Regions from separate parts of the Mus musculus genome. Here region 2 is linked to region 1. Evidence: chromatin loops called from intact Hi-C (ENCODE). Cell type or tissue: heart. All regions are shown on one strand.

Evidence for each region. Hi-C counts contacts between places; a loop is a spot of excess contacts. Peaks named below come from ENCODE experiments on the same cell type or tissue, not always from the same donor. Only the 100,000 strongest peaks of a DNase experiment are listed, where the experiment ranks them.
Region 2: a loop joins it to region 1, with 8 times the contacts of the local background. A loop is called at or near these places in 11 of 42 quality-filtered maps.

What each region holds. Positions count from the first base shown.
Region 1 is chr11:63,208,382-63,216,381 of GRCm38, reverse strand. No RefSeq gene overlaps it. Among named protein-coding and RNA genes, the nearest start is that of Gm29851, 38 kb to the left of the region's middle. In heart, CTCF peaks have their summits at 173 and 3,139; no DNase peak of the experiment used is centred here; H3K4me3 peaks cover 413 bases; H3K27ac peaks cover 1,969 bases.
Region 2 is chr11:63,388,555-63,396,554 of GRCm38, reverse strand. No RefSeq gene overlaps it. Among named protein-coding and RNA genes, the nearest start is that of Gm40016, 72 kb to the left of the region's middle. In heart, CTCF peaks have their summits at 3,976 (motif pointing left) and 4,834 (motif pointing right); no DNase peak of the experiment used is centred here.

The DNA of each region.
Region 1 (8,000 bases):
CAGACTTCCTGGACACACATGTGCACACACACAGACACACACGCATGCACACATGAAGAACTTTCCTAAGTAATTTGATGACATTTGGAATTCATCTCTTACATATTAAGCTCTCTGAAAAGTCCCTGTCTATAAAGAGAGGCTTTAAATATTAGTCTTTATTGTTGACAAAGGTCAAATACACCCTCTTGTGGTAAAATGGCGCATTTGAAATCCTGACAAAATTTTAATGCTTTGGGGGATGCTAGATTGAAGCATAAGTACTGGAAGAGAAACAATGACTTTATTTTGAAGTTTTTTTTTTTTTTTAAATACTGGATATATTTACCTTATGGCCTTCATAATCTCCAATTTGGGCATGAAAAGAGAGAGAGAGAGAGAGAGAGAGAGAGAGAGAGAGAGAGAGAGAGAGAGAGAGAGAGAGAGAGAGAATCTTCGAGTCTCTTGTTCACAGGAACCCAACAGTAACAGACAACAAGGTGACATGAAGAACATCCTGCCTTCCTATCAGCACACAGACCTCTCAGGAACTACACAGCTGATTTGGAGAAACCAAGAGAGCTAAAGCTGAAGAGAGAGAAGCTGATCCAATCATGTAACTCAGGAATGTGGCTGTTCTCCAGACACAGTGGCTCTGTCTGCATGCCATTATCCGACTCTCACCTTATGCAGAGAACTGGCTCAAGCGCCATAACCAACAGCTGATTACATATCCACACATGTGGTACTTAAAAGAGGAATGACCTTCAGTGGTCTCATCATAAGGGTCAGCATGTCCTTGTGCTCAGGGACCCCAGCCTCAGAATATCCGACAGTCTCAAAAGCCTTGCATGCATTCTAAAATTAGCTATCTGGCTGGGGTAGGGGTGGGGGGTCATCAGACTCAACTCAAGTGCAGTTGAACAGAGCACATTAACTTCCTGACAGCTTTGTTCAGAAACACTCAAAACAAATGACCTGCTGCCAGTATAAATGGATGCAGCAACTCTTTGCTCCTTACTGAGGTAAGCATTGGTGTGTTTGGACATGTTTGTCCCTCAAAGCTTGCATGATGGAAGGTTGGTTCCACTGTGGCAATGTTAAAAGGGAATAGGACCTATAAGAGATACAACTAATGGGACGTCCTTAGGTCATGGGGGCTTCTCTCAGAAGAGTTTCTATATTTCTCATGGGTCCCCTGAGTTCACCCTCAAGAGAGAAAACTGACAAAAAGCCTGAGCCTGACCCTGGGTGAAGTGGAATTTTCTGGTTTTGTTGGAGATTCAGTTGTGTCATGTGGTGTTTTTCTGGAAGCTGTCTGGTGAAAGGACATGTGATGTTTGCTGGAGCAGAGACTTAAGAGCACATGTGATGTTTAAAAAGTGTAAGTATAGCCAACAGACAGTGGATGATGCTCTGGCATGGGTTCACCTTGCTGGTCTTTATCAGGGTTCACCTTGCTGGTCTTTATTGGGGCTCACCTTGCTGGTCTTTATCGGGGTTCACCTTGCTGTCCTTTATCGGGGTTCACCTTGCTGCCCTTTATCGGGGTTCACCTTGCTGGTCTTTATCGGGGTTCACTTTGCTAGCCTTTATTGGGGTTCACCTTGCTGGTCTTCACTGATGACACCCTGGCATTGGTGCACCTTGCTTTCTTCTCTGGTCTCGGCTTGTCATGACTTCATAGAGAGATATACACCAATGAACTTCTGTTCATTAATTCTGTTGCTACTTCATAACTAATTCTGCTACTGTTAAGAATCATAATGTAAATATCTGTGTTTTCCGATGGTTTTAGGGACCCCCTGTGAAAGGGTCATTGATTTCCCCAGGGGTCCTGACCTACATGTTGTGAACCTGAGTGCTGCACTAACCTAAGGCTCACTGCAGAGCCAGCGCTTCCCTGGCTCTCATTAACTCACTGGGTAGAAATTTCTGAGAGTCCACAATTAATAAAGATGCCTCATGCAGTCAGACCTCTGTGCTGATCGAACGGTGTGCTGATCAAACTCATGCGCAAGTGAAATCAGCAGCTTGGGCAAGAGGCTTTGAGGGCGGGATTTCCTCACCCAGTGACCTCACCCAGCAGGGATATCCTCTGAGGCAGATGCCTTGGAGCAACATTTAAATGTTCGACTCTCCCTCCCACCCCCACCCCACCCCTACACACACTGGCCTCTTCCTGCCCGCACAACCGCCTCTGGAGCAGTTAACTCTCACTGGATGATGCTGTATTCCTCAGTCTGCACCTCCCACTTAAACACAAAGTCCGCGAGGTGCTTTGTTATGGAGGCATCCCTGGAGCCTGGCAGGTTGTCATCAGTCGGAAGAGCGGAATGCTTGAAGGAAGGCGCACACTTCCGGAACTCCGCCCATCGCCAGCACTCACTGAGCACGCTGATACTGTCTCTTTTCCTACTCCTGGGCCATTCAAGGACTTGGAGCTATGGACATATACCATGACATATACCACGATGAAGAACTGAATCGAACGTCCTCTCAAGAGTAGGTTCTCATGGATGAATATCCACTGGCAAGCTAGGTCTTCCCTGAAGGTCTAACTTTCTGAGAGCCTAGTGTGAATTGACTTGAGAAGGAAAAAAAAAATGTTTTTTGGTTGTTGTTTTTTTTTTTAATTAAAAAATTAACGTATATTTATTCTCAATTCTGAACTTTCTTTTCCCTTCCTAGCAGGCCAGATGCATACCTCACATGTAAACTGCATAAATAAGCCGTTGGTTAGTCAGCTGTGGTGGAATTTTCTAGCTGGCTGGTCCCTGATACTGTGGTCTCCCTAACTTACCCAGAGTGCCTAGGTGGCCGTGGGCTGCCGGACAAGTGGATCCCAGACTCTTCCTGGTCTTTTGTTCCAATGGAGCTGCCTGCAGCTGTCCGCTTTTTGGGGGACCTTCTCTCATCTCTTAACATCGCTCTATTGCTTGTCTCTTTCATGTTATAAGCAGAGATAGGCTTGTTCAAGTATCTAGGAGCTTGCAAATTTAAAAACAAAAACAAACAATCAAACAAACAAAACCATCAGATTGACCATGAGCTAGCTGTGCAGAGCAGAAATATTTCATTTCCTAGAAAGCCTTTCCACTCAGCCCGCCACAGCTAACCTGCCCTGGACATTGCGTGGCTGTACCCGCCGCCCAGTGGACAGACTGGGTACTGCATTTGCAGAATGCAACTCTTTGTCAAGGAGTAAAGATCTGCTTCAGGCTGGATTCTTTTTCTTACCTGTACACCGCACCACTCTCCTGGAGAGGTACTGACCAAGTAAGGAAGAAGCTTGCAGAGGAAGAGAATAGGGGAATCTCTGTAAAAATCATCGCTGTTCTAATTTTTTCTTGAAATTATGGAGGGGGAAGATCTTTTAAAATGGACAATTGTGAACAATTTGCACAATGTTTGTGCAAAATGCAAACTGGAACCCCAACTTACCCCAGGTCCCATGCTTGGAGCTCTCTTTCTGACTCTCTAATCTCCACACATGTCACCATTCCCCTGACCTGGATTTTTACAGCACAATCTACCCTCCCAAGACTCGGGTGGATTAACAAACAAAAACCTTTTCCGTCTGAGATGGGGCCTTGTTTTGTAACCCAGGTTGGACTTGAACTCATTATGTAGTGTGGATGAGCTCATTATGTAGTTGTAGAACTCCCAAGCTGGTTTGGAATTCATGGTTCCCCTGCCTCAACCTCCTACATTGAATCCTCCTTTAGAGGCTGCTGTGGCTCAGAGTCTCTGAGGTACACAGGGGTGCACACAGTTCCCACGACCCACAGTGGTCTACAGTGGCTGAGGCTTCTTCTCAAAGCAAACTATATCTTACACGAATACCTTGACCCCTTTAGATGTGCTGAGCTGTGGGATGGAGGCTGTGGTCAAGGTAGAACATCTCTGAATGGAACAGAACAGAACCTATCTGACCAACACACACACACTCACACATTACTATCATGACTTGGAATGGGCTTTGTTTAGTGAGTTATAACAAGAGCTGACCAGTCAGGGGACTTCTTCAGAAATGGCTGGAAAATAAGACCATATGCCAGTTCAAGTCTATCATCATCACCACCATTATCATCACTATCATCATTACCACCACCACCACCATCATCATCACCACCCATCATCAATGTATCAACTATTCACATTTCCTGGTCATTTGCCATAGCACTAACCTGATAGAAAGAGAAGCATTTTCTCTTCTGTGTATCTCTTTTATTAAAAGAATATTCTCAGAAGCCTCAAGCGAGCTTCTTTTCTGTTCTATCGACCCGTGCCCTGCTTTAGCTACAAGTGATACCAGGAAGGACGCTAGCATGCATGTTGTGCAGCTTTACTATAGGAGATAATCCAGCCTGTAGGACTTAGAAGATAGGTTGCTAAATAACCATAAACTCTTAGCTATAGTCTTTCTCCTCTGCATATGCATGCATGTGCACACATACCAGTGTTCTGGGTTACATGGGATGATCAATGAAAGAGAGACACTGCAGGACGGATTTGGGCTTCTCAGCAGCTGGGGGATCCACCTCTCAAGACTAAACTCTGAACCTGCTTGCAGAGCCTCCTAATTGTTACACAAAAGGCATGTTTAGCAAGCCAATTTCTGCATACCAAAACCTCTTATCTGATCTAGGAGTTGTCTGAAGGAACTATTACCTAAGCAATTCTCAGCCAGAGGAGACTTCTTAGCTTGCCAGGAATGTCTCAGGACTAAGTTATGCAAAGGCTTTATGAATTCTTCAGAAGAAGCAGCCTCATAAAACCTCAGATAGCAATCACAGACGATTTACAAAAGGCTATTTCAAAGCCTAGGTACCTTCACCCCAGAATTCATGCCAGATACAATGGCTCTGCCAAAATCTGCTATGAGCATGCGTGCGCACCTCCCCCACCCACACACACATATGTGTGTGAGTGCGTGCATGTGTACATGCATGTTTCCAAATATCCCCCAAAGACACATAACAACAGGCATGCACACATGTATTCCCTCCTTGTACTCATTCCATGAACAAAACATCCATTAAGTCTATTATGAGCCAGTGTTTTGGCTTGATATCTGGGGCATGGTAGGACATCACACACACACACACACACACACACACACACACACACACAGTGAATGAGTGAGAATATCGAGAGTACTGAACTCCACATCCATGAACCTTGGCAGCCTCGGTACGAATCTGGTTTTCGTTCTTACTAGATTGCAAACTTTCACCTTTTCTATTACAGCTTCTCCCATTGGCAAGCCCAGATTGAAGCATCACCACACAAGAGTTAAGTCAGTCATTGTTAAGTGAAAGAAAGGCTGCCTGAACTCACAGATAGGGACAGCTCTTCTGATGCCTGAGACAACAGACTGACTGACCGGATGGCAGTGACCCCATCATGGCAGCACTGTCAACAGGGGTGCTTTCCTTCCGCAGCAGGATGCAGGCCAATACAAACCTTCCTTGTGTTATTCGGAATGGCTTCTAACTGAGAACACATCAGTTTCCATTTAATATCACACTTAGTAACAGAAACTGCAGAAATTAAAACCACAGATGGCAACAGGAATGGCTATGAACAAGGTAGACAGAGACCCGACTCTCACAGACCACACAGTCCAAATCGGCCAGTGATTCTCAACCTTCCTAGTACTGAGACCCTTAAATACAGTTCCTCATGTTATGGTGACCCCAACCATAAAATTATTGAGTTGCTACTCCATAATCGTGATTTTGCTACTATCATGGATCATAATGCAAATATCTGATCTGTAGGATACTTCATATGTGACACACACACACACACACACTCACACACACACACACACACACACACACACCCGCAAAGGGGTTGTGACCAAGGTTGAAAACCTTGGATAGCGAAACATCCAGGGTACAAACAATGGTAGTTTTGTGACTGAGGATTGAGCAGAATAAGGAGAAGACTCAGGGAACCTGAAAGGCCAGGTAGGAGAGCAGGTCTCCCTGTCTCACCACTCAGCATTCTTTGTCCTAACCACTGTGTCCCCAGACTCTACACCCTATTAAAGCTATGAATTCTGATAGTTGGAGAGCCTTCACAGCTGTGGGTGAGCCTCCGGGAATCAGGAGGGTTGGTGGACAGGCAAGGCTGACTCAGGAAGTAGGAGAGAGAACAGGAAATGCCAAAGAGAGAGGACGGGGTAGGAAATACCTAGAGAAGACAGTAGGAATTACACTATGTTTAGCTATGTGGACTGATGAGAGTTTTTGACCTTAAGGAGAGGAGCTGAGCAAGATGTAGGAGAGAGTCAGAAGGCAGTACTCAAAGAAACAACCTGTCCGTCTGTCTTTGGACAAAGCCCAAAGGAAGCTGGATCCATGGTTCATGGTTTCACCTCTTTCCTCAAAAAAGCCTGTCCCAAGCAGCAGTCAATAGCCTGTGTGTCTCATAGGAATGGCAGAGTCAGTACTCATCTGTTGCACTGATAAGCCCTTCATCTTAGATACTGCATGAGGAGCAAGTAAGCTGCACTGTAAGCGTGGCCGTTAGCAAGGAGTGATGTGAGAAACAGCCTATAAGAAAGCCCTTGGCTCACTACATCTCTTCCATCAAGCTTGAGGCCCCATGACACAGCTCAAATATAGGCATGGTGTTCAAGTCTTTGAAGAGATGTTGGCTCTGTGTGAGATCTCTGCTGACAAGCTAGTGCTTAACATAGTTGCGTCATGATACAGGGTGTGCAATGGGCCTGGGGTGTTGGGTCAAGGGAAGGTCACAGGGATGAGAGGAGGCAGCCTGGCCTGACTGGAACAGAGGGGTGCTGCTCTAGAAAAAGGAAGCTCTGAGATCGACCTTTCTAGAACAAAGACTTTAAAATATTAACCACCCGGGGAACCAACTCCAGCAGCAACAGCTAGGGTTCCATGAGAGATGAGCTCAACTCTAAGTCCACAGAACTGAAAGCAAGAACTCCAGGGGAAGGGACAGCAGTGTGGCATCTGAAAATCAGAGTGAGATGGAACACCCATCCCAGCAAAATATTATTACAGAAGAATTAGAAAATCACTCAGTTCCTAGACAAAGTGATCCATGTAAGAAATGTCTACCATTCCACAGAGCAACTTCCCAAGATGGAATCAAAGACAAGAGAGCTTTGAGTCAAGTAAATGGGGGAGGGAACATAGTGGAGACTTTGGGAGGGTGCATCAGAGAGAGAAAACAAAAAAACAAAACAAAACAAAACAAAAAAACGGGCACCTTGAGTCTTTGCCTATTGTGCTGTCTGGTCTCATGTCCACTTGACACAAGCTACTGTCACCTGAAAGGAGGGAACCTCAGTTGAGAAAATGCCTCCATAAAGTCTAACTTTAGGACATTTTCTTAATTAGTGATTGATGGGGGAGGACGCAGAGCATTGTGAGTGGTGCCATCCTGGGCTGGTGGTCCGGGGTTCTATAAGAAAGCAGACTGAGAAAAGGCAAGGGAAGAAAGCCAGTAAGTAGCACCCCTCCAAGGCCTCTGCATCAGCTCCTGCCTCTGGGTTCCTGTTCTGTTTGAGTTCCTGTCCTGATCCTTTGATGATAAAGAGCAATGTGGAAATGTAAGCTGAATAAACCCTTTTCTCTCCTACTTGCTTTTTGGTCACAATGTAGCCCTAAGACACCTGTTGAGAAGCCACCAGAGCACTGCCAGAAGTTGTTTTGTTTTGTTTTGTTTTGTTTTTGGTGTGTTTCTCTTTATGGAGTCACGACAAATGGAACTCAACAATGCAATGTAAGGCGACCCAATACATGTGTGTCTTTAGCAAACAATCCTTCACCTGTCAGCTACTCTGGCTCCACTGAGGTCTGACCTCCACTGAGGCTCTGAACCTCGGCTGTCTTGTTCTTTAAGGTGGAGCCCTGGGTGATGACCTCAGGTAACAGTTAACTCAGGCCCTGCCTGGTGGATACACATGGATCACAAAGGGTGAGTGAAACCTTTACAGTCTGCAGGTTGTTTCTGTGGCTGCTGCCTTGAGAAATGTT
Region 2 (8,000 bases), 180 kb before region 1:
CTGTTCACCCCGTATGAATGCAAATTGCTTCTGTCTGCCTTTTTGATGGGTATTGAAAAGACTGTGTTCATCAGATCAGCTCCACGCCACTTGCCAGAGCCTCTAATGAAGACCGCACTTCCAGGATGGCAGCTGCGATTGGCTATAGCGTTTGGTTAAGTTTCCAGGAGCACACTCATTGCCCATGGTTAGCCTGGTTCTTACAGAGCTTCTGCCTCTGTTTTCTTTAAATCATTAAGTGCTATGGACCTGCCATTTCCCACCATTTGTTCGACGTTGTATAGAGCCCTGGCTACGGAGGAAGCTTCCAGGGCTTCTACACTGCCTTTCTTACTGGACTCTGAGTTTATAGGTCAATGAATCAATGTACATACTTTGCTAACTTCCTATGTTTATTTCCATCACTTATTCAGAACCAGGAACATGGCTACTAGTGTCTGGATCCAGTAGTAAGATGGACCTGAGTCAGAACCCTACTGCATGTTACCCTTGTATGTGACGCTCTCAGGAGAGGTGGTTTGAATTTCTGGGTTTAATGTCCGTTTGAACCCTGTCTCTCCCACCCCTCAAATGGAGTGAGCTTCTTCTTTGGTGTGCTCTTGCCTGAGTAAATGGTTAGTGGCTTCTTTGGTGAGGATCTGGTAGAATCATATACACAGATACAATTCACACTCAGAATACACACACAGACCCCAGAGAACACCCATGCTCTCTCTCTCACACACACAGGTGCAGTGTGTTTGTGTGTATGAGTGTGGTCTTAGTTGGCCTTCCATTGCTCAACCAGAACACCTGACATTGATTTATGAAAAGCCAAGGACATTGATACCATCCCTTTCCTGGCTTCTGCTGGGGGATTTGCTAAGCATGTCCATGCAAAGAGAAAAAACAGAACAGGGGTCATCTGCCTTTATAACAACATGCTCTTCCAGTAACTAGCCCACTCTCACAAGTACCACATCAATGCACTCACAAGGCCCCCAACCACCTCTCAGCACCATAGGAGAAGGGATTAATCCTCACTGTGGAGTTGTGGAGGGAAGAAGCCATATTCAAACCCCACCTCATTTTCCACAGTGTCTCAGTGACCTTCTCTGAAGCCACCACCAAGCTCTAGGCCCTCATACAAAAAAAAATACTCTTCACTCCCTCCACAAATGCCAGGTCTCCCAAGCCTCCAGAGTAGCACCCTGAGGGCAAGCCACTGCATTTGCTCTTCTTACGTGGTCCAGCCACGCTAACACAGATGCTGTTACAGCTCTGTGGTTCTTTCTCCTTGGTCTGTTATAGCAGAATATCGTATTTTGTGTGAGCCATTTCTTTTGTCACGTTTCCCTGAGTGATCTAGGTGATGTCTTCCATTTACTCGTTGAGAATGCCTCCATCTACCCAATAAGCTTATTTCGTGAATTGCCACTGTGAAATCCAAGTATGTAATACTCCCAAATCTTTCTGAGTGCATGGTTACAGAATCCTGTAGAGAAAGAGTGTTTATGCCCAAACAACGAATTTTCACTGAATTTGTCTGAACCATGAGCTGAAGAGAACTAGCTTCTTGTTTTCAGGAACAGTCAACCCAACAGCTCGGCAAACATGTGAGTTTACTGTTGACACGGAAGTCAAGAGCCAGGGAACCTGGCTGTGGATGTGGAAGAACTGACTACAGTCACAGGAAAGAAATCCAATAGGCATGGGAGCTAACAACCCAAGCTCTGAGCTAACTGCACATTTGTTAAAGCCAATTACAGAGAGAATTAGAAATCTTGATCATTTTCTGAGAACTTGCTTTGTAAGCAAACAATATATGTGTTACTTTCATTAAAAAATAACCCTCAATTTATTTTCTTTTAATAAATAAAAAAAATGAAAATATAAAGATTACACTTAGAAAACTCTACCGAGAGTGGTGGGGGGTTGTATGAAGGCTCTGAGGTGGTTCTGTCAGGCTGATAGTTTTATTTGAAGCCATCAAGTTGTCTGTATTTGTAGTTTATGTGCAGGCAGGTTACCCAATCTGTCCTGACATGGCCTCTTTTAGAGTAAAGACTTTCTTGCAAAGGGCCAAAGTATTTTAGGAAGGAAAAAGTGTAAGCAGGGGAGAAAGCTAAAAACAGCCCAATTTTGGTTAATATTTAACACCTTGCATTTACATGAAACGAGTTGATCAGCAGCTAGGGAAGCCAACATTCTTCCTTTAATAATTCAGTACCTGAGGCCACTTAGCAGTAAGGGAAAGGCTGCCTGTTATGAAATGTGTTTGGTCAAGGAAGACAAAGCTAAATTACTTGGGAGGCAACTAGGCAGTGTCTGACAAAACGTGAGCTATGCTTTAGTTTGTTTTCCCGAGCAGAAATTCCTTCACTCTAAAGATACACACTCGCCAAGTCAAGCTTGCGTTCATTACTTGGATTTGGGAGGCCTGATCACTACTTGTAAAATGGTTAGCCTCAAGCTTCAGACTTAAACTTCCTCTGTTGAGGCAAACTGACCCTGCGAAGCTAGCATGGGAGAGAGGTCAGGCTGAGGAGGAAGACTCCTTAGCTAGTCTTCAGTATTGTTGCTGAGATCTTGGATCCTGAGCCACTCCTAAGATCTGATGTTTTATTGTCTAAACATGTGTGTGTGTGTGTGTGTGTGTGTGTGTGTGTGTGTGTGTGTGTGTGTGTGTGTTTATCCATGCATGCACACTCCACTCAGATGTGTGCAGGTGTGTTTGTCCGTGAATGTGCATTTGAAGGTCAGAGGTTGGCATTGGGTTTCTTCAACTACCGTTCTTCGTTGAGCTCTTGCGATCTGCCTGTCTCCCCAGCTCTGGGGTTACAGGCATGCAAGCTGCTTGCCTGACTCTTACAATTATACTAGTCACCTAAACTCAGATCCTCGCCTCTGTGCAGCAAGCACCTTCCCCCATTGAACCATCTCTCCAGTCCTTTATTGCATATGATTTAAACGGAGCTTGTCACACCGGATTTCGCATTGTGTCCTGGCTTCCCCATTTCCCAGTTTCTTAACCTGGTCTCCAATGCTCAAGTGAACCTCCATGAGCCACTGAAATTAATTTGCCTAGAATGTACCCGTTTCTCCCTGCCCGAGCCCACTGTGCAAAACAGCATAGTTTTCTCTGCCTGATGCTCCAGTCCTCCCCTAGCTTTTCACAATGAAGCTGACCTCTGCAGATGTTTCCTTCGCTCGCCCTTATCTGCCTCCCAGTGACTCATTACGGGCAAGACAACTAGACACTGTCATTGTCCTGGATTGCATTCCATTGTTAATGAAGCATCACAGACCCATATGCTGAGGTCCTGGTTTTACTTTAACTCTTGATAAATATATGGGGATCTTATAATAAAGTATGAAGGGGGAAATGATGGCGACGTCTTCAGTCTCTTCATGGGGTCAGACCTTCGACTGTAGCACAAACACAGGGATATGACAAGGCTGAGCAGATGAGCTCTTCGGTTTGACCAATGGACATTAAAAGACATTCTCTTTGGCTTTCCTTTGTAACAAGGTCAGTGACTGTAGGCTTTGAGAGTTCAAAGACTCACGTTGTTCCTCCGTTTGTGGAAGCTCTCTGCTTCCCTTTTGTGGTTTGAGGGATGTGGGCTCTCATCTGCTCCTAACACCACGTCTTTCTGCTTCCTTGCTCTGCCACTGTGATGGGAGGGGACTCTCACTCCTCTGAAACCATGAGCTCAAATGAACCCTTCCTTCTGTAGCTTGACTTTGGCCACGATGTTTTAGCACTGCAATAGAAAAGTAACTAACGTAGCATTTAGTCTAGCTGTAGAACCTGGGATGTGTGATTCATACCTGAAATAGAATTGTCACCAACTATCTAGCCGAAGGTCCCCTTCCTAAGCTTGAATATAAATCCCCATCAGGCAAGGAAAAGCCTTTTAAGGGCTGGTCTCTGGAAGCTTTGGTTTCTTCCAGGTTCTGCAGCAATGACTAGACAGTAGCGCCCTCTAGTGTTAGGGTCCTCACGCAGGCCTGGGGTATCAAAACCTTAGCTCTACAGGTGTCCCAATCCCAGGACTTTGCAGGTGCTGGATCCTTAGCCCTTGGCAGTTGCTGGTGTTACCATTCAGCTTGGAGGTTGAAACCCTTGGCCCCAAGGTCTTGGCAGCTCTCTGGAACTGTCTGGTAATGGACTTGCATGTTTTCTTTTCTGGTCCCTATGGCCCTTTACCTTCTTTTACTCTGGCCTCTCCATCTCTGTCTCTTATACTTAAGCCTCCCCTCTTCCTGTCAAGGCTGCTCTCTATCGTTCATGTTTCTTCACTGTCGGCAGCACCTAACCCTTCCCACAAGCCAGAGATTGCAGCTGGGAGGATTTGTTTACCTTCATCTGCTGTGCTATGCAAGGACAGAGCTAAGGTGCAAGCCATTGTATCACTTACTGCTTAGGACCAGGACACCTGGTAGACCTCTCAGGAACCTAGCGCCAGGAGCAGTAGACAATAAAAACAACAACAACAACAACGATAACAACAACAACAATAACAACAACAACAACAACAAAACCATGGGCATCCCTTTAAGGGAAAGTAGGTTTTCCAGGCCACTGGGCAGGTCTAGGACCATCAGGTGAGCCCAGGTCTGTGACCACAGCTGGGTACATGGCCACCACCACATAGATCTGGTTTTCTGGTGCCAGGGCTGTGTCCTGCTTCTTTGGCCATCACACATCACACATCACAAGGCCATTGCTGCCCCTCTGCTGTCTCTACTTCAACTTTCTCTGTGTTACCAGCTCATCCCTCAATATTGAAAGCAATCAAGTAAAGATCACTCCAGAGAGGCCTTTCATTGGACCTAATGCTATAACACTAGGGGGCAGCACAGAAGAGTCACACCACCAGCTCACACAGTGAGCCTCATAGACATTTGTTAGGGCCACAGTTAGAACCTTCGTTTTGAACTAATCACAGCAACTTGGGGATGAGTGCAGTGTCGCTCCTTAGCACTAACCACAGCAGTCTCTACCAGGGAAATGACACATCTTGCCAAAGGGAAATGTTTGCGGTTATCTAGAGCTCATAGAGACCTGTGAGAGCAAATTGTCTGGTTTTAAGCAGAGAGAGCCCAGGAGCAGCTAACCGGGGAGTCAGATTGTCCTGTTCCCAATCTTATTTACAAAAACATGAACAACAAAACAGGTGTTGGGGGCTTAAAGAGCTTTTATCACTAACACTAAAGAGATTTGAGCAGTGTCTTAGGAGGAGGTGGCTCCCTCCATTGTCTCAGAGATACTGTTGAAGGACAAAGTCTTTAACTTATATTATCTGTTGCCACCTCTAAATGGTGCTAGAATTGGGTGGGGTTGTAGACCTCTCCTGATGTGGGTGGGAGGAGGGGGTTGAGAGGAGGTGTAAGAAAAGGCCCTACACATTTGGTGTCAGAAGCACAGCGAGTGAAGAGCTCGTTCCACTGCACCGGGCATTGCAGAGATGCAATGGGATCGTTCTGGTCGCTCAGCACAGTGCTAGGGTTGTTTGCATCTATGTTACTTCTGAGTGAGGTCTGGCATGCTCTGACAAAAATCAAAGAACCTGACCACAGATAGACATTCTTAGTTACCCATGCCTGCACAAATTTCTTTTCAGACTTCAAGGTTCTGTTTAATCGTGTGTCTGCATATTGTAATTAGATTATTTTCAAAACTGTATGCTTGTTTTGTTTTAATTAACAATACAATTGACCTTTGCTTGGACAGTACTCAATAAAGTTAAATAAAATATTGTTCAAGCATGACGGGCAGACAAGGTGCTGCAGAAGGAACGGAAAGTTTTACATCCTGATATGAAGGCAACAAGGAAGAGATTGGCTTTTGCAAACAACCAGCAGGAGAATTTATTCTGCACTGGGAGGAACCTGAGCATAGGACCTCAAAGCCCATGCCCACAGTGGCATACTTCCTCCAATAAGGCCACACCTATTCCAACAAGAACATACCTTATAATAGTGTCACTTCTTATGAACCATGGATTCAAACATGAGTTTGTGGGGGCCAAACCTATTCAGACGATTACAACCTATAATATGTCAGCCTGGGCATTAAGGAAAACTTCAGGGAGATTTTAGTACTTGAAAGACTAGATGTTTTGAAAACCTTCAGAAAAAAAAAAAACACTCAGGGAAAGGTTTTGCATTCTTGAAGAAAAGCCAGGTTTAAAACGTCACCAAGTGGTTCCACCATCTGTTGACATGTACCAATAGATGGGATCAGGAGGCCTACTTGTATGGCCTTTACATTTCTAGCATCCCCTTCAAAGAATTCCCAAAGTAACTTGGTTGGACAAGGCCTTAAGTCATGTTGGGCCAGTGAACCAGCAAGACTGTCAGAGTACCAGTGACAGAGAACTCATAGCCACTCTGACTTCCTATTGCGTTCTCTTAGCCTGTGTGTTAAGGTCAGGCCATCGAGTTTAGTGAGTGGTCTAGAGAGCACAGGTGAACATGTCAAGGAGTGTGTAGAGATGCAAGGCCCAAAACTACTTTCCACCTGTCTATCAGTGAACTCTTTCTCTTGTCACAAACACACTAAAGAGAAGTAGCAGCAACAGGTCCTTACATGGCCAAACCCAAGGCTCTGGACTGGTCCTGTGTAGACAACTGTGAGTTGATCAGCGTAGTATCATACATTTGTCTTTCCAAGATAGCATTTCATGTATCTCATGCTGGCTTCACTGAGTATCCAAGGATGCTCATGAGCTTCTTATCCTCTACCTTTACCTCTGTAGTGCTGGGATTGAGCTGTGGGCCACCATGTGTGCTAGGGATAAAACCCAGGACTACTAACTGAGCTACATCCTCAGCCCATGCTTTAACTCTTGAATGGGGATAAAGTTATCCTCCTTCATCCTTGGAGGGTGCAATCTCAGGTACCCCCAACTTCAGTGAATGCTTGAAGCCAAGAGTAATACTGACAGCCCTGTATGCATGCTGTGTACATGTATATATGTACATGTACATATATATATGTTTACATATATGATGTATATGCATATGATGTATGATGTGTATATATATATACGTATACATATATGTGTGTTAAAGTTTAATTGACAAGATGGGTAGAATAAAATAACAACAATAACAATGGATAATAAAACGGATAAATTAACAATGTAATAAACGTGGTATGATTTTTGTCTCCACCTTCTGGTACATGAGCATCAAATGGGTAAACAGCACCAACAATGTGGATACTGAACACAAACACAGAGGAACTATCATGTCCCAGATGATATGGACAGGACACTCGGTGTAAAGATTTTAACCCACTGTTGAGTAGCAGGTAGCTTGAACTAAATGGTTTGTTTCTGGGATTTCATTGCTGCTGTTGTTGTTGTGTTTAAAATCACATTTGACAAGAGTAACTGAAATCATGGAAGGCACAACTGTAGATAAAGAAGGGGCACTGTATCTTAGACAGGAGCACACCCAGCCCCTCACTACAACCCAGTCCGTCTTCCCGCACAGCAGAACTTTCCAGTTTAATTAAGTGGTTTGTCTGGATCCTGTAGTCATTTTAGCCTCAGTACTTTCTTCTTTCAAGACCTCATCTCACCATTTAAAAAAAAAGCAAACATTTGGCCACAAGAGAGGTTCATCCTATGGCTGAATTAGGATAAAGAGCAAGGCAAAGACACCCCCCTGACATGAACCTACAGTTTCTTTGCTCTCAGGCTGCATGCATTTGTTCAAGGCTAAGATGAGAAGGCTGATTTAGCTGTTCTAAACAGGTACTCACCCCTTTCATCCTGATGTGTCATCATCTCAGGGTACTCGATGGTAGTACAGTGGGACGGCTGGGGAAATGAGAGCATGCTGGCCCCAAGAATCACGACCCCAGCCCTCGGGCTCTGTTCTGCAACTTGTTCACACTGTGGTTGTGCACAGACCACTTTGCCTCCACAAATCATAAAGAAAATGAGGGAACTCTGTTGGATGATCTTCAAAGATCCCCCCAGCTCTTTCCTCCACCAGTTCCA